Regions from separate parts of the Homo sapiens genome. Here region 2 is linked to region 1. A link is an interaction called in ENCODE POLR2A ChIA-PET data of the cell type or tissue named here. Cell type or tissue: HepG2. All regions are shown on one strand. Each heading gives the region's core, and the rest is flanking DNA. Links, peaks and the distances in the headings are about the cores only. Region 1 overlaps CRACDL (CRACD like). Region 2 overlaps MGAT4A (alpha-1,3-mannosyl-glycoprotein 4-beta-N-acetylglucosaminyltransferase A).

Region 1 (10,951 bases), core at 1,675-9,674:
TACACTCCAGCCCTACTTTCTATTCCTAGCCAGAGCCCAGCATTTCTATTCTCCTGTTTCACCTTGTTTGCTATGAGCAAGGACGACCTTATATTTGAGGTGGGAAAATAAACAACAAATTGTTCCTTCAAAAAGCTCAAAGTCTAGTTGGGGAGACGAGACACAAACAAGTAACTGTGGTAGAAACTGGAAAATGCTAAAATTTACAAAGGGCTATGCGGACACAGGGGCTAACACTGGTGAGTGGGAGTAGGGGTGCCTTCTGGGTTGGGATCTGGAGAACAATCTTCCAGGCTGGGGTTGGGGGCAGGTGGAGGAGTTGTGTAAACCGGCCCCAAGGAAGGGTCTTTTCTGTCTTTTTTCTTTTTCTGTCCATAATGGGGACACTGTGGGGGTTTTAAACCATGGGCTCACTCTGAAGGTTGTGTGGAGAATCAGTCTGACTGTAGAGGGACGAGAGGCTGGGAAGCTAGGAGGGAGGCTGTGGCCACAGCTCAAGAGAGGTGACAAGGGCTTGGATATCTTGTTCTAGAATCCTCCCCGCTGGTTCACCAGGGTCCCTAGACACTACCTCCTCCATGAAGTCTGTTCTGGTCAGTCTCTCTCCTAAGTCCTCTGTAACCTCTCGAGACACTTGCCTCACTATGTTTGGTACTAGACATGTTTGCTAGCTGACCATCTACCCAACTGAAGTATGCCTTTGGTCATAAGCATTTCTTATCTACCGAACAAACACACACCACAGACTATGTACCAGATACACTTCTAAATGCTGAGCTTGGCAAGAGGTAAATTTTCCTTTCCTTACATCAGGAGCATGCTGGCAGAATTCCATCCCAAACACAGAAGGGTCACCTGCTGCTGCCTGTCTGTGGGGTAGGAATGTTTCCAGCTGTACTGTGTGTGTGTTTTAAGCGTGTGTCTGTGTTCACATGCAGACCCACGGGAGTGGGTGGGTGCCCTGGCTGGGCCAGGCCATGCTGCTGTGGGATAAGGTAACCTGCAATAGCAGCATCGCCAAGCACTGGGCCAGCTTATGACCACACCACCATTTCTCTCCTTTTTGGTTCCTGCCTCTTTCCCTGCAACTGCTGGTCTTTCCTTTTATTCTGTATTCTCTTCTTTCTCACCTTTTTCCTTGTCAGGAATGCAAGAGGGCCCTTGTAATCTCTAGGCCCTGTTACAGGGACTGTCCAGGGCCACCCTCATTGGCAGAGGAGTGCAGGAATGGCAAATGGGGGTCTAGACACCAGGAAAAAGAGAGAGAACCCACTCCAGCTCCATAATGTAGTTCACAGATGCCTGAGATTCCACCTGGAGCCTCTCAGCAGATAAGCTGAGAAAGGGGTGATGGGCTGAGCATCACCTTCCACAGTGCTGAGCCTCAAAGAAGCTGTGCCTTTGTCCCCAGTGAGCACAGGCAGAGCAGCTGTGTGATGAGCCACTCTGCTCTGTGGCAGGGGCCTAGGAGGCCTCTCTGAACTGTATGCTTGTAGCAGGTGTAGACACTTGCTAGTGTGGTGTGAAGATTCCATGACATAATCCACGACCTATGCCTCCCAGTGTGGTTGTGAAGTGAAATATCCACTGTCTATATCTCTCAGTGTGGTTTTGAAGATAAGTGAAATATCCACTGTCCCTCTTGGTGTGATTGTGAAGATTGGGTGAAATATCCACTGTCTATACCTCTCAGCGTGGTTGGTGAAGATCAGGTGAAATATCCACTGTCTACACTTCCCAGCGTGGTTGTGAAGATTCTGTGAGAGAATCCAGGGAAAGCCCTTAGTGGTGTTAGTTGCTGCCACAATTGCTGCTGTTGTTATGTGCTTGTTGCTAGTGTTGTTATTGTTCCTGCTGGAGGAGGGGTGGAGAATTTTGGTCAAACCTTACCCTGGAGCTTGATGGAGACCAGAGAGCCATTCTGCCATGACAACGAGCCCTCGTGGCTGTTGTGATAAGAAAACCACAGCAAGCAATGGGTTGCACCCCAGCCTCTTGCAGGGTCAGGCAGCCAGGCTGACTCTTGGCTCCCTGAGAACATCGTCCACGGGTTCCAGCAGACCATCTCAATGCTGTGTGTGCCAGTCTGCCTGCAAGCCCTGTAAGGGCAGGCGCCTCATCCTGGTCACGTCTGCCACAGTGTGTGAGAGCCAGCGGGTCTGATCGGGGCTGCCCTGCTGGCGCTGCATCATGGAGGAGCCTGGCCCAAGCCACACCAGTGTGCACCGCAGTCCCGCTATCCACGGCGGCGCTCTCTCCTCCATGCACACGCTGTGTGTTACAGCGAGCCTGGCCATCCCGGATGCAGGACACACTGCCCGAGATGAGAGCCGTTTTCATCTGCATTCCCAGGAATCACTCTTAAAATACCTCCACACAGAACTCTCCTGTAGGAGAGGATGACAAAGTTTTCAGACCCACATTTGGCATTATTACTGAGCTATTTGTATTCGGGAAGATCTAAAATGAACCCTTTCAAAAATCCTCAATGTTAAACCATTTCTAGAGGTGTTCAACTACGCCTACGTGGGACAGATTCGTCTCATCACTTCATTTTGACTTTCTGATAGGTGATGGTTAGTTCTTTTAGTGCCTATTAAAATTCAGCCTTAAGGTATTGTTTTTTTCTTTCAGAAGGACTTCTGCTATGACGAGTTGAGGGGCCCAGGGTGGGACCCCAATGGTGGGCCACACCCCGTATGACACTAGGGATGCAGCTGTTAAGTCTGGAAGCTGAGGGCTGTCAAGCACAGTCTCCTGAGAGGCAACGAGTTGTCGTACAATGTAAATTCCCAGGTTGCTTGCCTTTTGGCTGAGGATATAAAGCACAGGCTCTGCCTTAAGGTAAGGCAACAAGATTTCCAGGCCTCTGAAAAATTTGGTACATGGTGTCCTTTCTGAAGTAGCAACTTTTTCAGCCTCCTGAGTAGCTGGAATTATGGGTGTGAGCCACATGCCTGGCTTTTTTTTTTTTTTTTTTTGAGATGGAGTCTCGCTCTGTTGCCCAGGCTGGAGTGCAGTGGCGCAATCTAGGCTCACTGCAAGCTCCGCCTCCTGGGTTCAAGGGATTCCCTTGCCTCAGCCTCCCGAGTAGCTGGGACTACAGGCATGCACCACCACGCTCAGCTAATTTTTTGTATTTTTTAGTAGAGACGGGGTTTCACCATGTTAGCCAGGATGGTCTCGATCTCTTGACCTCGTGATCCACCCGCCTCAGCCTCCCAAAGTGCTGGGATTACAGGCATGAGCCACTGTGCCCGGCCATGACTAGCTAATTTTTTTCTAAATTAATTTTTGTAGAGATGGGGTCTCGCTATGTCACCCAGGCTGGTCTCCAATGATCTTCTCACCTCTGCCTCCCAAAGTGCTGGGATTATGGGTGGGAGCCACTGCACCCGGCCTGATGCAGCAATTTTTAAGAAACTTTTTCTTTTCATAACATTTCTTTCTTGTTCATAGAAGTACACAAGCATATTGTACAGATTTAGAAAGTAGATAAAAGTATAAAGGAGAAAAAAGCTTCCCATAAATCAACAACCCAAGGGAGCTGTGTGAACACTTCATACTTTGGCATATGCTACTTCCAATTTTCTCCATTATGCTGTCATCCTAAAAATGCACATCAACAGCTCATTCCCAGGTCTTCACAACATTCTCTGTGGAAAAGAGGCCTGAGTTTGCTAAGACTTCGGATCTAAAGTGGATCCATCATCGCCATTTCTCACAGCCAGCTGTGCTAGAACAGTCACTGTGCCTCGTTGCTTCAACAAATAGAACAGCGGTCCTCTGCTCTGCCTGCCATCCAGGTCCACTGCCACAGCCCTGGTTGACCTGGTGGAAATGGGACCTGTCTACAGACACTAAGAGGACTTCTGGGGCAGAGGTGGGCCCCAGGCCCTGGGGACACATGGGGCCACACCACTGCGGCAGGGTTTGTCAGGCTTCCTAGATAAACAGCTTGAGGGGTTTTGCTTTTTAAAAGCCATTTATTGATCTGTTGTCAGTCTTGACTCACAGGCTGCTCCTGATCAATACATGCTGGCAACGTCTACAGTCGCTCGTCATCAGATCTGTCCCAGAGCCAGGCTGTGTGATCTCACTGTGGAACTCAGGGTGGTAATGCTCAACCAAGTCTTCTTCTCAAAACCATGCTGAGCATTTTGAGACTGAGCAAGAGCTTTTCAGGGCAGGCCCCCACTGCTAATGACAGGAGACGGTGCTGTGTCCCAGTTCCACCTTAAATTAAGCTTACCGCCATTCCTTCCTCTCCTCATTCAACAAATAGAGTCAATCATCGCTGTGAGCTGACTCCATATTTGAGAATTCGCCTACTCGCTAAAATACATTTGTAATCCCAAAATCAATATGCATGGTGTTGGCATGGTCATTTGCAAACACGTGCAGGGCAGCAAAACATTTGAGTTTCCCAATGTGCAAGTTCCCAGCTGAGGTCAAGCAGTGATGCGCCGCCTTATTGTTTTAGCTCTTACACCGTATACAGTATCTTTTTTGTAGTCTACTCAGTGCCACATTTTGGGGCACTAGGTTTTCTTGGTGATTCTGCTGGTTAGGCTGCCAAGTGGAGTGCTGATGTGCTGTCTAATGTTCCTAAGCCCAAGGAGGCTGTGATGTGCCCGATGGAGATAATGTGTGTTTCAGATAAGCTTCATTCAGGCCTGAGTTACAGTGCCGTTGGCTGTGTGTTCGGTGTCAATGCGTCAACAATATATACTAAATAAAGCATCTTTAAACAGAATTACACCTAAAACAAGGTTATGTGTTGATCTATTGATGCTGTGGCAGGAGACACACAGGAAGCTAACCTTGCATTTCCTCCAGGAGCAGTGGCTCAGTACTTGCTAAGTTAGCTTGCAGTGACTTCTCAGAGCATAACTTCCTTAGACAATGAGAACGGACTGGACCTGGTGGGTGCCCACTAGGTGCCAGGCCCTGGGGAAGGTGCTGAGTCTAGACAGGAATGATTTTTTTGAATCTTTCTCTCCAGTGCATGGAGACAGGCTCTCCTGCAAAAGCCATCAGGACCAGAGGATCTTCTGACAGCCACCATGGTCCACAATCAGGAATGAGTTCCAGAGCCTGCTGAAAGGGGACACGGCAGGGCCTCTGGGGTGCTGGTCTCATTCTGTTTCTTGGTCTGGTGTATTCAGTCTGGAAATGCACTGAGCTACACACATAGGATCTGTGCATTTCTCTGTATGCATATTATTCTTCAATTAGAAGTAAAAGCACACAAATAACAAAACCCCCCCTAAGACAGGAGTCACTAGGTGCTTGAGAGTGACCAGGAAGAAGAGCCTAGCTCCCTGTGCACATAGAGAAATGAGGCAAGTTTGCACCCAGAGCTGTTTCCACACTGCAATTAAGCAAGGTGCCCCGGATGCCCTCACCAGCAGACCCTTTCCACCGCTTCACTACCCCACAGCTTCAAGTGCACCCTCCGTAGGGCCTCACCCCCTTTGCCTTTTCTAACCACTGCCTCCCCTCATCCACACAATCTCCCTCCTCCTCCACCCTCCAGAGCCTCCCCTCCTCTTGCTCCACTTCCTCTCCTAAGTGGAATTGCACAACTCAGCGAGTGCAGAGGATCTGACTCCACACAGACTCACTTTGCAGCCTAGGGGCAAACAGAAGGACACTGTTTCTGGAAGCTTCTTTCCCAGCCACCAGCATGGGGCTGCCAGGGCCAAACTGCCCTCATCCCTTACCTGACTCCCAGGTCAGGAGGCACTGCCAAGGGCTCCTCAGCCGGCTCTCCTGCTTTCCCAGGCCAGGCTTTCTGTGGTTTGAATTTCCCAACTGATGCTCAGAAACCCGCCTCCCGCTGGGCCACATATCTCTTTTCACACAAGCTTCAACTCCACATGGCAGAAAGACAAAAGCCACTGCTGCTTTAACAGCCCTGGTAGCACGCTTCTATCATTAAAAGGCGAGGGAGTGAGGGCCCAGAGGGGCCGTCTTCCCCGGTGAAAAGGCTGAGGGAGACAGAGAGTCTCCCAGTGGCAGCATTTATTTACGAGGGCCTCATATGGTAGTATATCCATCATGGGGTGGGGTGAGTGTCAGTCCTTGTCCCAGGGCAGGAGTTTGCTCAGGTCCCCATAGTAGAAACTGATGTGAGTTTTTCCCAAATGGGGCCCTGGGGTCTGCTTTGGTTGTTGTCAGGGCCCCAACTATACCTGCTTTGGGGATCTATTGCTCACAGGTAACATCTGTGAGAAGGCATTCATAAAGAAAAAACAATCGTTGAGTCACATCTGTGTTTGGGTGTGTGGAGTGAGGCCAGGAATCTGGCCAGCCATGTGTATTGGGGGCACCCCAAGGGGCAGATGCCTTACCAGGCTCTTTTCCTGACTTCTGGGACAGCTGCCCAGCACTTGGCATGTCAAGGTTGGCAGACATCCCAGGGTGGCCTGGTCCAACCTCCACATCTCATAGTGGAGATCCCGGGGAGCCAGGGCCGGGCTCAACGGCACAGAGTTGTCAGTGGAGGAGCTGGACTGAAAGCACACTTGCTAAACTGCCGCTGCCTGTGCAATTAAAGCTAGCCTCTCGGCAGGAGGCAATGACCACTCTACCTCCACAGAGACAGCTGGTCTCCGCTCCCAACCAGCTGATATAACTGTGACCTCACAAGGATATGGGGAGGGAAAGGCACTGTTATTTAAAAATAACTTTGAGCTAGAGCACGATTGAGAAAAAGGTGAAAAATTATTCTACTTACACTTTGAAATGTACACAAACACCTCACCTTAGATTCCTTGTCTCCCCATCTCAGATCTCCAGGAACTGCTGGAATTCTACAAGAACTGTCTAGGGTGGCCAACAGAAGAGTAAGTAATCCATTCCAGGGGCAGCTATTGTCCTTGGAGCTCAGATTTCCCTTTCTCTATTACATCTGGGCCCTCCTTCACTCAGCACTAGTCAGGTAGGGAAGTTTCTCCCGACCAAAGAAATGTTCACAGCTAAGGTTTATTCCATCTTTGTCTTCAGAGCAGTATCATATTCATAATGACCCTCACAGCCCTCCTTGCAACGTAAGGATATTTTCAATCCCCATTTTGGATATGGGACCACAGAGTCTTATGGAACAAAGTGACTTGTCCAGGGTCCTTGGCCAATATGTAACAAAGCTGGGATTTGAACACAGACCTCTTGATCTCTAATTTTCATTCACTACATCACATACCATCTCTTACTAAGAGGTATGACCTCATGACTGTCCTATAAAACCACTTCCTCCCCATTTTAACTTATTCATTGAGTGGCAAACAACAGTTACTCAGCCTTGGCACTGCTGACATTTTGGGCTGGATAGGTCTTTGTTGTGGGGAGCTGTCCTGTGCACTGTAGGATGCTCAGCGTCTCTACCTGCTAGATGCTGGTATACCTCCCTTCCCCACCCTACCACAGCGGTGTCAATCAAATATGTCTCCAGGCACTGCCAATGTCTGCTGGGGCCCATGCCTGCCCCAGCTGAGAACTGCAGTGCAGCATGACACTGTGGAGCGTGGGCTGCAGTGAGTCTATGTGGCCTCCACCTCTCCTCCACAGTTTACTAGCTACATGCCTTTGTGCAAGTTCTTTAACCTAAGTTTCTTTTCTTATTTACTAAATAGAATTGTTGTTGAAAATTAACGCATAAAGCATTTAACGTTAATACTTGGCACTTAGTAAGTGCTCACTATATGTTAGCTATTGTTGTTATTATTTACCCATTTACTGAGAGGGTAAATCTGCTGCAGACCCTGACTTCAAGAAGCTGATAGAGGGGGGCAGGCATACAGGCAGAAAGGTGAAGTATTATGGTGCCTTGACACCCAAGCCATTTTTGGGAAGAGCACAACCCTTACAGAGTCTCAGCAAGATGCTATTTGCTAGTGACAGCCCTGAAACAGTGCTGCCCAGTAAAACTTTGTATAATGATGGAAATGCCCTCTGTGCTGTCAACCAGTCATACGTGGCTCCTGAGCTCTTGAAATGTGGCTGCTGTGACTGAGGAACTGCATTTTAATTTCGCTTACATTTACATTTAAACAGCCACGTGCAGCTACTGGCTCTGTGTTAGAGAGCGCAGACCTGGAGCCTCACCACTCCAAGTGTCGTCCACGGACCAGCACTGCTGCCATTATTCCAGACGTACTGGGTGGGAAGCATCACCTTAAGCAGATTCATAAGCACTCCTAAGTTTGAGAAGCGCCGCTGTCCTAGAGCCCAGTATCTCAACATTGGCCACACATTAGAACCACCTGGGCAGCCTTTAACACTCTCACAGTCTGGGATTCATCCTGGGCAGGTCCACCAAATCTGTGGGGGTGGACTCCCAGGTGACCGCAAGTTGCAGCCAGCTTTGCCAACCACTGATCTTGATGCTGCTCTGAGCTTCTGCCCAAAGAAACCCTGAAGAGAGAGCTCACAGTATGTTGTCCCCTTTCTGGGGACAACAGTGCCCAGCTGACCAGATGACCCAGTTCTTGAGAACTGGGCTGACATCTGCCCCCTGCCCCCAGGCTCTGGTAGATGCTTCTTTTAACCAGCCAGTGCCCCTGGTCCCCAGGACATCTACCCCCAGGGCTGCCCATGCTATGGGTCCACACTGTTGCCACCTCAGACCTCACCTCCTGCCATACCCTTGGCCCTGCTCAGAGGGGCCTGGGACACTTCCTACTTGTCATAAAGATACTGTCTTCTCTTCTTCAAACCTATTTCTCTCCTGAGCCCTGGGGTGAGTGCACAGAGGGTCTCAGCGCCCCCCACATAAGGTTAATGGCTGCCGTGGAGAAAGTACTGAAGCCAGCCCTCTGAAATGGCACCAGTGCAGCTGCAGGGGATGGGCGGCACTGCTTATCTGCTCCTGGGAGGTGGGCTGCACCTGTGCAGGAACCAGAGCACTGCACCTGCAGGTTCTAGAGACATAAAAGCACTGCCCGATCCTGGTCTCCCATGGTCCCCCATCCCAGGTAGAAACTGTAAGACTTCCAGCACCTTCTCAGTCCTTCTCAGGTCCCAGCAGTCACCATGGTCACTTTTGTTATAATCAGTTTTAATTCAGTAATTAAAATGTGTAGCCTCTGGGCGAAGTGAGGCTATGACTCCTGAATGCAGGGTGTCTGAGTTGGGGCGGAGACTCCTTTCCCGAGGGCTGAGAGCTGGGGAAGAAGGAGAGTAGGGAGATCAGCAGGACTCTTTGGAGCCTTACAAGGTTTTGTCCTGCCTGGGCCTGGCAGACACTTGAAACTGACACTGGGGGATTCCCAGCCACCACTGGGACTCTGGTTGTGACCGCTTCTCATTGTCCCCTTGTCCTCTTGGCTGGCTCCCCATGTGGGGCTCTGGGAGCACAAGTGGGTCATGTGGTGGTCCTGTCTGCCCCATGCCCACAGGTGGTCTGAGTCCAGCAGCAGTCCTTCATGTCTCCCAACTGCAGGGCACATCTGTTCAGCTTCTAAGAAGTCCCATGGAAGCCACCCTTGCAGACTCTGCATGAGGGAAGTTTCCTCTGCGCTGGTGGCTCACAGGACTGCAGTGTGCTCTCCACAGAAAGTGTTTTGCAAATCCGCTTTATTCCTCCCCACCGTCCGTATATTCTGAGGGTGGGGGTGGTGAGTGGTTGTTGACTCCACAGATCCTGCAAACATGCTCTCTGGTATCTTACATCTCTGCATTGGTGCCTTAACCAAAACTGGGACAAGGAGAATCCCATTCTCATACAGCATTCTGTGCAGCTGAGATGAGAATATTTTAGTACATGTTTAGGAAAGTATGACTGTACTCTATGAAACTGTATCACATTTTGCAGTTAAAATGTCTTTGCTGCCCTATTTGCTGTTATTACAAATAACCTCATTATATAAAGGAGGAAATTAAGACTCAGAGTTTACAAGACTCAACTTGCTCAGAATCCCACAGCCCCTAAGAGGTGCTCCTCAGAGTAAACCCCACAGATCCACACTCTTCAGTCTTACCACCCAGCCCCTGCCTTGCTCCCTCCCTCATCCCAGCACCTGGTCATGCAGACACAGCCTGGTCCAAGGATCACCCACTGCAGGCTAGGAACCCCAGGGCATGGGTATGGGTGCTCAACAGAGGAAGAAAAACCCTGGAAGTTCTCAAGGGCTCAGGATCTAGTTCAGGGGTCGAGTGAAGTACGCTCAATATGGGCAGGGGTGTGTACAGAGTGCCAGGGAGCTGGTATCAGGGGCGGGGCTGCAGGAGATGTTGGAGGGAGTGAAATGGCAGACAAACTTAGAGAGGCAGAAATGTTTGTTTTGGCCAGAATCTAAAAAGCCTTAAATGCCTTCTCTAGGAGTCTGAATTTTATTCTAAATATAATGGGAAGGCAATGCGAATTTTTAAAGAGGAAAGCTCCATGGTTCCACCCACGACCTGGGAAGAAAGGGTAAGAAGAGAGTTGGAGGGAGGAGGTACTGTAGGTGTCAGGTTAAAGATGAGGCTGGCATGGGGACGTGGGAGGATAAAGACGCTGCACATTAGGATGACCAGAACTTGCTGACCAAGGTGAACATCACAACTGGCATTTTTCATCCATCAGACTGGAGGAAAAAAAACACTGACGACACTTAGTGTTGATGAGGGGGTGGAGAAATAGTCTCTATTCTGCTGGAAGAAGTGTAAACCAGCACAACCTTTATGGAGGGTAATTTAAAGTTGTCTATTAAAAGTGCACATGATCTGAGAACCTGAAAATCCACTTTTAGGAATCTATCATAGAGAAACAACCGTGTAAATACATAGGGATTAAAATGGACAAGAATGATTACTGCAGCACTGTCAGCAAGAGGGAGAAAAGCTCAAACAAGCGGAATGCCCCTCAGGAGGGGAACAGTTAAATAAAACACAGAACACATACAGTGTAACCCTTAAAAAGAAAGACGCGAGGCAGTTCACTCTGATATAAAAAAAAAAAAAAGAT
Region 2 (10,951 bases), core at 1,799-9,798, 100 kb before region 1:
TGATATTGTACATTATATACACATAAGTTATCCCAAGAAGTAACTGTCAGGGAAAGATGGGTGAAGTTTGCACTGTATCTCTCTGTCTTTGCAGCTTCCTTTAGTTCTACAATTATTTTTAAATAGGTTTTTGAAAAAGCAAAGCAGAAAAGAACCAACGAACAAATAATTATTATTAAGGGCAAAAAGAAAATAGGGCATGTTCATCCAGTGGGTCATTCAACTGAAAGGACTTCACCACAACGTTTGTCAGAGGAGCCCAGAACACTGCCTTACTAAGAGGATGTGTAACAGTACTCTTTTGTCTACTGTGTATTCATACAACAAGATTAACTGGATGGGTTCATAAGAAGACAAATGCTAAAGGTTGATGTACACACAAAAGTGATTAGAAAGAGAGCGAATGTTAAAAAATTTTTCATTGACTTGATCATTCTAATTGCTGTTTATAAACCTAATAAAATGTTTTACAACTGAAAAGATGGCCATTCTCTTTTCAAAATTGTTAGCTGTCAGTTTTCAAAAACTGATATTTGCATTTGATGATTCAAGTGCAGAAGAACCAGAAGTAGTGATAAGCTGGCTGGGTGTGGTGGCTCATGCCTATAAAAAAATTCCAGCACTTTGGGAGGCTAAGAGAGGCAGATCATTTGAGGCCAAGAGTTTCAAGACCAGCCTGGCCAACACGGTGAAAACCCGTCTCTACTAAAAATACAGAAATTAGCCAGGTGTGGTGATGTGCACCTGTAATCCCAGCTACTTGGGAGGCTGAGGCAGAAAAAAATCACTTGAACCCAGGTGGCAGAGGTTGCAGTGAGCTGAGATTGCATCACTGCACTGCAGCCTGGGCAACAGAGCAAGACTCCGTCTCAAAAAATAAAATTAATTAAAAATAAATAAATATGCTCTGAAATCTCCTCACATTTGCTTACATTAATGCTCATTAATCCTCTCTTCTTTACACAGATCCCAGTATCAACGCTCCTTTTATTCATCTCCTGACCAGGAACACGAAACTGTTACCCATGCCTTTTCATTTTCCCCTTCATTATCCTCTGTACCTTACATTTCTAAATGGAAACCCTTCAATGACTACCTACTTAACTCTCCAACATGATCTCCTCACGTTGCCCAGGATCTTTCTTGCTTCAGTATTACCAAGCTGCTTGGAGTGCTCCAAGCCCACTTACTATGAGTTTCATTGCTCTACGTTCATGCTGTCTGCCTACCAGATCCACCTTCTCTTTCTTTACTGGAAAAAATTCCATGCATCCTTCAAAATACTCTTTCATTGTCTTCCTGTGAAGTTTTCTCTGACCTCTATCCTCTCTTTAGCTCCTTTTTATCTTGTTAACTACACTATTTTATATCAACACAAACTGTACTATAATTACATACTTATCTCTTTTTCCCTCCTCAGCTATGAGTTCCTTAACAGCAGGTTTGTCAGGAGTTCCTAAGACTATCCCCAGGTTCAGTGATTCACTTGAAGGACTCACAGGACTCACCATTGAGTTGCAGCACAGGGAAAAGACACACGGAGAGAAGTTTGGAAGAAACCAGGTATGCAGTGACTCAGGACACACTTCCTTCCCACAGTAGCGAGTGCTGACAACACGTGCAATGTGTTGTGTTGTCTACCACGAAAGCTCATTGGAGACTCAATGTCAAAGGCTATTACTGCGGGCTGGTCACATAGGCACCCGCTGCCTAGTACATACCAAAATTTCAGACTCCAATAAGGAAACCAGGTGTTCAGCATAACCACACAACTTGTACAAATAGTTTAGGCACACTGAGCCACTCTTCTCATATAGGGAAAGGTTATTATCAGGGTTTATCAGCCAAGTTCCCAGAGGCCAGCCGAGGACCAGCCTTTCAAGCCAGGCTTTCTGATAATTAGCAGTCTCAGATTTGCCATGTTAACTCTTTTCTGCACAGCAGGAATCATATTTTAGTCTTTTTTTTTTCCCCCTAAATGCCATTGCCTTACAGAATGCCAAGCAATAAGTAACAAGAGGCAAATCCTCTTAAACTAAAAAAATGTATTTAAAAATTGATCAATAATATGCATAAAATTTGTTATACCATTACTTATAAGATTAAGCTAATTATGGTAATTGTAAAATGGAATATTATGGACCCACTACAATTCATGGTATGGGAAACATTTGTGATATTAAGCAAAAAATGTACATTATACAATATGCACAGTATGAGGCCAATCCCATTTTTTGAGGGAGACACATATGTAGTACTGTGAGACAAATTAGCAAACATAGGAAGCCATGTTTGCCATTTCCGCTTGAACCCCGAGTATGTGACAAAATGCTCCCTGGAAGAATGTTTTGAAGACAAAATAGGGTAGAGCACATGGCCCACCACATCTCTTGCCTGAGTCACGATGTTTCTTATAGGATACGTGACCCGTCCTTGCCTTTTTCTGCACGTGAGATAACATCTGACGGGGTTAGTGAGTATGCTTCTGCAAGCTATAACCAGATATCCTCTCATACCCAAACCTCATGATTCCGCTTTTATGGAACTTTCTGAGCAAGTGCGATATGATTTTACCTGGAATGGTCCTGCACTACCTGCATATAAGCAGTGGCTGGAACACTGTGCAGGGGCCATCTCACAAGACCTCTCCAAAGGACCACTCCCAGGCTGCCAGCCTCGGGCTATAGTCCTTAGCAAGACTTCTGAGTAAAATTAACTTTAATTCTTTAAAAGCTTGATTTTTTCCTTTAGTTGACTATATATATAATATATACTATATATAATATATTCATATATACTATAAATACCATATGAGTATTTACTATATATGATATCATATTAGTATATACTCTATATTATATTAGTATATATTGCATTATCTGTCTATCTATCTATCTATAAGGTAGGTCTCAGAACCCCTTTACACTGTCTTCAAAATTAGACAACCCCAAAGACCTTTTGTTTATGTGAATTATATCAATCAACATTTACCATATTGCAAATCAAAACCAATTAACTTTTTAAAGATGTATTTAAAATTCATTTAAAAGTCTATTACATGTTGGCTGGGCGCGGTGGCTCATGCGTGTAATCCCAGCACTTTGGAAGGCCAAGGGAGGTGGATTACCTGAGGTCAGCAGTTTGAGACCAGCCTGGCTAACATGGCAAAACCCCATCTCTACTAAAAGTACAAAAATTAGCCAGCCGTGGTGGCGGGCACCTGTAATCCCAGCTACTCAGGAGGCTGAGGCAGGAGAATCGCTTGAACCCGGGAGGCGGAGGTTGCAGTGAGCCGAGATCGCGCCACTACACTCCAGTCTGGGGAACAAGAGTAAGACTCTGTCTCAAAAAAAAAAAAAAAACAATCTATTACATGTTAGCATAAATAATGCATTTTATTAAAAATAATTGTTTTCTTAAAAAAATTAGTGAAAAGAGTGACATTTGCTCACATCTCTTTAATTCAGCTGAATAGAATACAGCTGAGTTCTCATCTGCTTCTGCTATTTCTTATGAGAGTGGAAAAGGCTATTATAAAAATGGTCTTCACTTCATGAACCTCCTGAAAGGGTCTAGAGATCCCCACAGGTCCTTGGATCACATGCTCAGAACCACTAATCCAGAAAAAATGAAAGAAAATATACCAAAAATGTTTAACACTGCTCTAAAGATTTAGTTCATTGGTATTTTATTTAAGATTTCATCCTATTAGGTAAGGCTGATCTATTAGTCTCTTTTTTATGCTATTCTTGTCCACTACTGGTTTCAGAGTCCAGTGCAACTTTATCCACTGTATCCATTGCACAATGGGTCTAGAACTGGACAATTACTCACATCCCCAAAACCTGATTAGTAATGTTTCTGAAGCAGCACAAAAAAATCAGTTAATGTTCTGTAATAACCCAATGTTCTCAGTGTAGTCCCCTCTCATATGTCGGCCATGAATAATATCCTTTCAGAGTTAAGAATACCTCAAACAGATTCCAGACAACCTCTGAGCACAGCACATGTACTGCTTAAGAAGCTTTCCAACCTGGAAAAATTAGATTAGGAGTCTGTTTCAGGAAATGGATGCTAGCCAACTAAGCTGAACATAAAATAAAATAATACCATGCCAAGTGCAAGGTCTAAATCGGCAAACTTTAACATATCAGCAAGAAAGGCTGCTGACCAATTTGGCAGAGGCTAGGTCTACATTCTAGACCCTAGTTAGGTCCTGTTTTAAAATTAGGTCCTTATTTATAACACCTGAAACATTCAAGACTCTTCTTTTTAGAAAGTCAATATGGCAAAAACTTTCTTATGCCCTGATGTTGTATGTGTATATTTACAGCTCAAAGAGTCCCAGGTGTGCTGGTGCCTAACCCTGGCTGCCAATCAGAATTACCTAGGGGCACGTTCGAGAACTTCCCAGGGGATGTCTAACTTCTAGCATAACAGAGTGAGAAGGCTCACAAATCCTCTTCCCACAAAGCAACTATAAAGCTGGTCAAGAGTCAAAAACAACCTAGTTGGTGCTCTGGAAAGCAAGCAAGACATTCAACAAACTGAGAAGTGTTTATTCATGAAACCCACTGGACTCCAGGTGAGAACAGCACAAGTCTGTGACTTTTCCTGCCAAGAGCTGCCCTCATCTGCCCTGCCCTCAGCTCTGTCAATTCAGAAGTTTAACAGGCGTGGGGCAGGCCTTGAAAACTAGCAAACTCACTGCCACTGCTGGCAGGGACTCATTGGATTTGCAGTGTTGTCAGTGAGAGCAGCAAGCCCAGAGGCAGGCAAGCAGCACGGAGGGCCAGAGGCCTGCTGCCATGAGGCTGCTGTTCTATCTGGGACAAGCAATGGACTGGCACACCAGCTGGAGACTTAATAGGGAGGCCTTGAAAATGAGATGGCTGTAGGGGGCTTATAAAGCTCTTCACACATCCCAGGTGGACTGGAGGCTCTGAGCATGCACAGCAGACAGCAGTGCAGGCCCACACCACCCATGCACACCTGGTCATTAGAGCCCATGCATGCACACACACAGAGGAGCTGTAAAAGGAGACCAGGGCAAAGTACAGCTGGGGCGCACTCGCAAACAGCTTGCAGTACCGTGTGCTCCACAGTCCAACAGGTCCTGAGCAGAGAAGGGAGCCCTACCGGCTCGAGGTGTTTGACTACAAGCACTGACCAATCTTTACTGAACACTATGCTATGCAGACACAGGGGCAACCTCTCTAGGAAACCAGGCTTAAAAATAAGAACTAATCAAAACGGAAGTACAGAGACATCCAGAGTCAGATACAGCCGGAGAGACAGACTTGAGATTTAGTCCAGTCCAGTTACTTAAACAAATAGCAAATAAAACAATCACCATCCACTTGAGTTAAAATGTAAAGAATCCAGAACTGCATCAATATATTACCTAAAATATATGGTGGTCAACAAAAATTCACAAGACAGCAAAGGAAAAAGAAACCAGGACTCATACTCGGGGGAAAAATAAAATTCTGGCAGTCAGTGGAAGTGGTCTCTGAGTATTCCCAGATGCTGGGTTTAGCAGATGAAGACTTCGAAACAGTTACTATAAATAAGTTAAAAGAACTAATGAAGCCAAGTTTAAAGAACTAAAGGACCATGTGAGGAAACTGACTCAATGAATAGAGAAAACGAAGAGACAGGAAATATAAAACAAAATGGAATTTAGTTGTTAGAGCAACTAAAATTAAAATTCACTAGAGAGGCTCAGCAGCAGATTTCAGATGGCAGAAGAACAGAAGAATCAGTGAACTTGATGTTAGATTAATAGAAATTATCGAGTCTGAAGAACAGAGAGAAAAAAGATTGAGGAAAACTGAACAAACTGAACAGACTGAACAGAGAGGCCCCAGAGTATAGGATACCCCCAAGCGTTCACAGAAGGAAATAGAGAAAAAGTAGTAGAAAAAAATATATGAAAAAGTAATGACTTTCTACAAACTAGGAACAGAGGGGAACTTCCTCAACTGGATAAAGAACACCTCCTTAAAGGCAGAGGAATCTCTGAAAAATGTCAATCAGACTGTGGTACACCCTCGGCATAAAGCTTCCCACTGAGGAATAAAATCCAAAGATGTCCCTGTGGCCTCCATATCCAGTGTGACCTGGCCCCTGCTTGCTTTTCCAACTTTATCTCCCACCACACCCCCAACACTCCCTACCCCTAACAGTGCTTTAGCCACACTAGCTTCCTTTTACACTCTCCTAATGTGCCACACTCATCTGGCCTCAGGACTTTTGTACTTGCTGTGATACTGCCAGGACCCCTCTTCACTCCAACTCTCTGGCTTCTTATTATTTAGGTCTCAGTTCAACTGTCACCTCCTCAGAGAGGCATTCTGTGACCACTCGCATCTAAACAGCCGTCATTCCCACCTCAGTCACTTGTCATCGCCTTAGCTTGTTTGGTTGTCAGTATTCATCCCTCTCTGAAATAACTCAGTCTGCCTAGTTGCTCAACTACGACTGTGTAACATCCTCCAACTTAACATCTCTGTAAGTAGGGTCTGTATGGCAAGGACATTACCTATCTTGTTTACCATGAAATCGCCAGTGCCTAGTGGATCACCACCTAGTACACGCTCAATAAACACTAGGTGAATGAATAAATAACTGAGCTGAAGAGAGAAAAAGCAGCAATACGAAGAAAGCTACTTCAGATCAAAAGCACTATGCCGGCCTATGTAAAAAGTGTAAAAGCTCTATGTAAGCAGTCGCTTACATCTGTAATCCCAGCACTTTGGGAGGCCAAGGCAGGTGGATTGCTTGAACTCAGGAGTTTGAGACCAGTCTGAGCAACATGGCAAAACCCTATATCTACAAACACTACAAAAATTAGCCATTTAGCCTGGGCAACATAGCATGGCCCCATCTCTACCCTCCAAAAAATACAAAACTTAGCAGGGTGCGGTGGCATGCTCTGTGGTCCCAGCTACTTGGGAAGCTGAAGTGGGAGGACTGCTTGAGCTCAGGAGCCCGAGGCTGCAGTGAGCAGTGATCATACCACGGTCCTCCAGCTTGGGACAGAGTGAGACCCCGTCTTAAAAAAGAAAAAATTAGCCAGGCATGGTGGCACATACCTGTATAGTCCCAGCTACTTGGGAGGCTAAGGTGGGAGGATGGCTTGAGCCCAGGAGGCAGAGGTTGCAGTGAACCATGATCACACCACTGCACTATAGCCTGGGCAACAGAGCCAGATCCTGCCTCAATTAAAAAAAAAAAAGTACTATGCCAATAAACCACTAATATCCTGTAACTAGGATTAGCAAATTTCCCTCAAGATCAAATTTGTTATTGCAGTAGTTTATGTGCTGAGACCAATAAGGTCAATGTTCAATTACTCCTCCACAGCTGAGCAAACATGCTTCTGGAGAGTACACCAGAGGCGCAACTGACATTGGGAACAAACATCCCTTAAGGCAGGTGACAGGAGGACATCTGGAGTGCTGCATTTCTACCTTATCATTAACCCTAGCTTTCCGATAAGGAAACCCAAGTTACTTACCTTGATTCCAAGAAGCTCCCCTGAGAAGAGGGTTTATTGAGCTTCTAGATCTTAATCAGCACACTGAAAGATTACCTTTCATTACTGCCCCAGCAAATGCCTGCCACCACCTCCGGAAATGCTTGCCCTCTCCCCATTTTAAGCACGGATTGCAATGCTGTGCAGGTTTCACAGGTGTGATTAATTCATTGGATCGTGGACTCTGTCAGGTACAGAGGTCATAATGATCTTAAATGATGGTTCTAGATCGCAGGGAGCTTCATTCACCAGCATGCCTAAACGAGTTCAGCAGCAGCATTCAGGTTCCTTGTTCCACCTGATCATGGCCAGTCATTCTCTACCACCGCCTCTCACTTCATGAACAGGGTGACTGCATGCTATCTTTGCCTAGGACGGTTCCAATTTACAACTGTTACCCCAGCATGACTGTCAACAGTACTCCCTTTACTCTCAAGTGCCCTGCTCTGGACAGTAAATCATATGATCACCCTAGCTACAGAGGAAATTAATATTGTCCATTTTAAAAGTATCTATAGTGGAACAATTGATTAGGTGATTGTGGAGTAGTCCGAACTTAATGAAAATCAACTAACAGGCCGGGCGCGGTGGCTCACGCCTGTAATCCCAGCACTTTGGGAGGCCGAGGCAGGTGGATCATGAGGTCAGGAGATCGAGACCATCCTGGCTAACAAGGTGAAACCCCGTCTCTACTAAAAATACAAAAAATTAGCCGGGCGCGGTGGCGGGCGCCTGTAGTCCCAGCTACTCGGGGGCTGAGGCAGGAGAATGGCGTGAACCCGGGAAGCGGAGCTTGCAGTGAGCCGAGATTGCGCCACTGCAGTCCGCAGTCCGACCTGGGCGACAGAGCGAGACTCCGTCTCAAAAAAAAAAAAAAAAAAAAAAAGAAAATCAACTAACAATAAAATTCCCATTATTGAACACAGCTCAGTGTGCCCAAACACTGAAAATGAGAAAACCAATGCAGACGCTGAACCGATTGATAAAAATAGTAACACAGAGGTTTTGATATTGTGCCCTAAATGCTATCCACCATGTATGTAGGGACAAAAAAGCTATTTCTACTCTTTTATGTCATGACCTAAACCCTAAAAGTTAAGCTTTTGAGTGAAGAAGAATGAAAATTCTAGACAATAGCCAGTTTGGATGAATTTGGACCAGAATCTTGCTAGGAACTAGAGAACGGAATGGTGTAAAAAGTGGCTTCAGAGTGACATCAGCAAAAATGGTAGAGGAGGGGCCACCGAGGTGTGTCCCTCCGCAGAAGTATCAAAATGATGTGAGTTTTATTTTTATTTTTATTTTTATGATCTCAGCTCACTGCAACCTCCGCCTCCAGATTCAAGTGATTCTGCTACCTCAGCATCCCAAGTAGCAGGGACTATAGGCGCCCACCACCATGCCCAGCTAATTTTTGTATTTTTAGTAGAGACGGGGTTTCACCATGTTGGCCAGGATGGTCTCGATCTCCTGACCTCATGATCCACCCGCGTCGGCCTCCCAAAGTGCTGGGATTATAGGCATTGAGCCACTGTGCCCGGCCTGATGTGAATTTAAAAAAAAAAAAAAGCTGTAGAATATACATGGCATACTGCTATCTGTGTAAATTTTTTAGATACATAAAATTATATATGTACATATATACATACATAAAAAGTGAATATTCACATCCATAAATCAACATATAAAAATGCATTACAGGAGTACACAACATGATGTGGTCTGCCTCAGTCTAGGCAGGGCAGCAGAGATGGAAACTGGCTGGGAGACTTTAGGGAGATCTGCCATGCTTTCTTCATTAAAAATGAAAAAAAAAAAAAAAGACTAGAAGTAAATATGAAAAATCTGGGCTGGGCACGGTGGCTTATGCCTGTTATCCCAGCACTTTGGGAGGCCAAGGCAGGCAGAACACTTGAGCTCAGAAGTTTGAGACCATCCTGGCCAACATGGTAAAACTCCATCTCTACTAAAAATACAAAATTAGCTGGGTGTGGTGGCGGGTGCCTGTAGTCCCAGCTGCTTGGAAGGCTGAGGCACGTGAATCACTTGAACCTGGGAGGCAGAGGTACAGTGAGCTGAGATCACGTCATTGCACTCCAGCCTGGGTGACAGAGAGAGACCCTGTCTCCATTTTTTTAAAAAATGAAAAATCTGAGTAATAGGAATATAGGTGTTTCTGTATCATTTAGTATACTTTTCTGTATAATTTTTTAAAATTTAAATGGGGTAGGGTGGCATGCAGGCATGGCCTCTGCCTCCTTAAGAAGCTCATTGTTTAAACTCTAGCCTAGTTTATTTTTGCTGGCTGCTAGCAATCACTGCTTCTTTTTATAAGTGCTCATGCTCACAAAACACCCAATGAATATCTGTCCCCAAATGTCAAGCTCTGCCATCTGCAATAGCCACTTTCTCGTCCTTTAATAACAATCATAATGGTATCTGCCTTTATTTTACCTCCTAGCACTTCTCCCGATGTTACAGCTCCTCTACAATCAACAGCGGAATGAGAGGGGAGAAAAAAATCATACCAGTCTCATGAGAGCTAAAATGACCCTCCCAAGATGAAAGAGCAAGCTACAAGAGAACCAAGGTCTCCAGACTCTAGCGTCTCCCCAGTGATAGCACAGCCATTATTCCTCAGGAAAAGAAAACCATGAACAGCATCTGGAGAGGTCAATCACTTCCACAACCACCCTGCCTGTCCCTTCTGAGAAGGGACCAAATCCTACCATTCCAGAGCAAGGCTGCTCATGTGTAATCTCCGGAGTCCTTTCTGGATCTTCTCTATGACTTAATCCAAACAGTGAGACATCTGTTTGAATTCCACCATTCCACAACATACCTAACCCTCAACAGGACTCGCTTTTAGAAAATGGTTTCAAAGTAACTTAAGTTCCACACTGTGAATCTACATTTTCTGGCTATTTATAAATTTGTTGCCAGTTGCCTCAAGTTTACTTTAATCAACTGTAATAGACCAAAATATATAAGTTAAGCCTACGACATCCTCCCCTATGATGCAGTCAATGTTAGGGGTATTTTAGTGAGCTCAGTTTTTTTTTTTTAAGAGATGGGTCTCACTATGTTGCCCAGGCTGGTCTCGAACTCCTGGTCTTATGGGATCCTCCCACCTTGGCCTCCCAAAGTGCTGGGATTACAGGCGTGAGCCACCGCACCCCGCCAGTGAGCACAGCTGACAACAAGCTGCTTTTCAGGTCCGTGATAAAAGGAAAATATTATAAGATTAATGAGATTTACTAATTAGATATACTCGCTGATAATGTGTTTTATTTTAATGAAAAGCCATGAGATTTATAAGTACCCTCCTCTGCATCAAAACAATAAACCTGAAATCCTAAAGTCTAACATTATGTGTAATTATTTCTAGAAAAAAAAAGTTATACCTGCCGT

What was found. ChIA-PET counts read pairs that join two places held together with the same protein. Peaks named below come from ENCODE experiments on the same cell type or tissue, not always from the same donor. Only the 100,000 strongest peaks of a DNase experiment are listed, where the experiment ranks them.
Region 2: POLR2A ChIA-PET joins it to region 1 with 7 read pairs; 6 of 35 experiments call an interaction of 5 or more read pairs at or near these places.

Annotation. Positions count from the first base shown.
Region 1 is chr2:98,800,037-98,810,987 of GRCh38, forward strand. The region is part of intron 7 of CRACDL (CRACD like); the gene reads right to left. Among named protein-coding and RNA genes, the nearest start is that of LINC02611, 34 kb to the left of the region's middle. In HepG2, for the core only: no CTCF peak of the experiment used is centred there; a DNase peak (open chromatin) is centred at 5,595.
Region 2 is chr2:98,697,546-98,708,496 of GRCh38, forward strand. The region is part of intron 2 of MGAT4A (alpha-1,3-mannosyl-glycoprotein 4-beta-N-acetylglucosaminyltransferase A); the gene reads right to left. It overlaps LOC124906050 (a long non-coding RNA gene), which reads left to right. Exons shown (of 3, transcript XR_007087149.1): 1 at 1-1,563; 2 at 4,334-4,585; 3 at 10,002-10,272. Among named protein-coding and RNA genes, the nearest start is that of MGAT4A, 28 kb to the right of the region's middle. In HepG2, for the core only: a CTCF peak has its summit at 5,870; DNase peaks (open chromatin) are centred at 4,756, 5,016 and 7,376; H3K4me3 peaks cover 1,330 bases.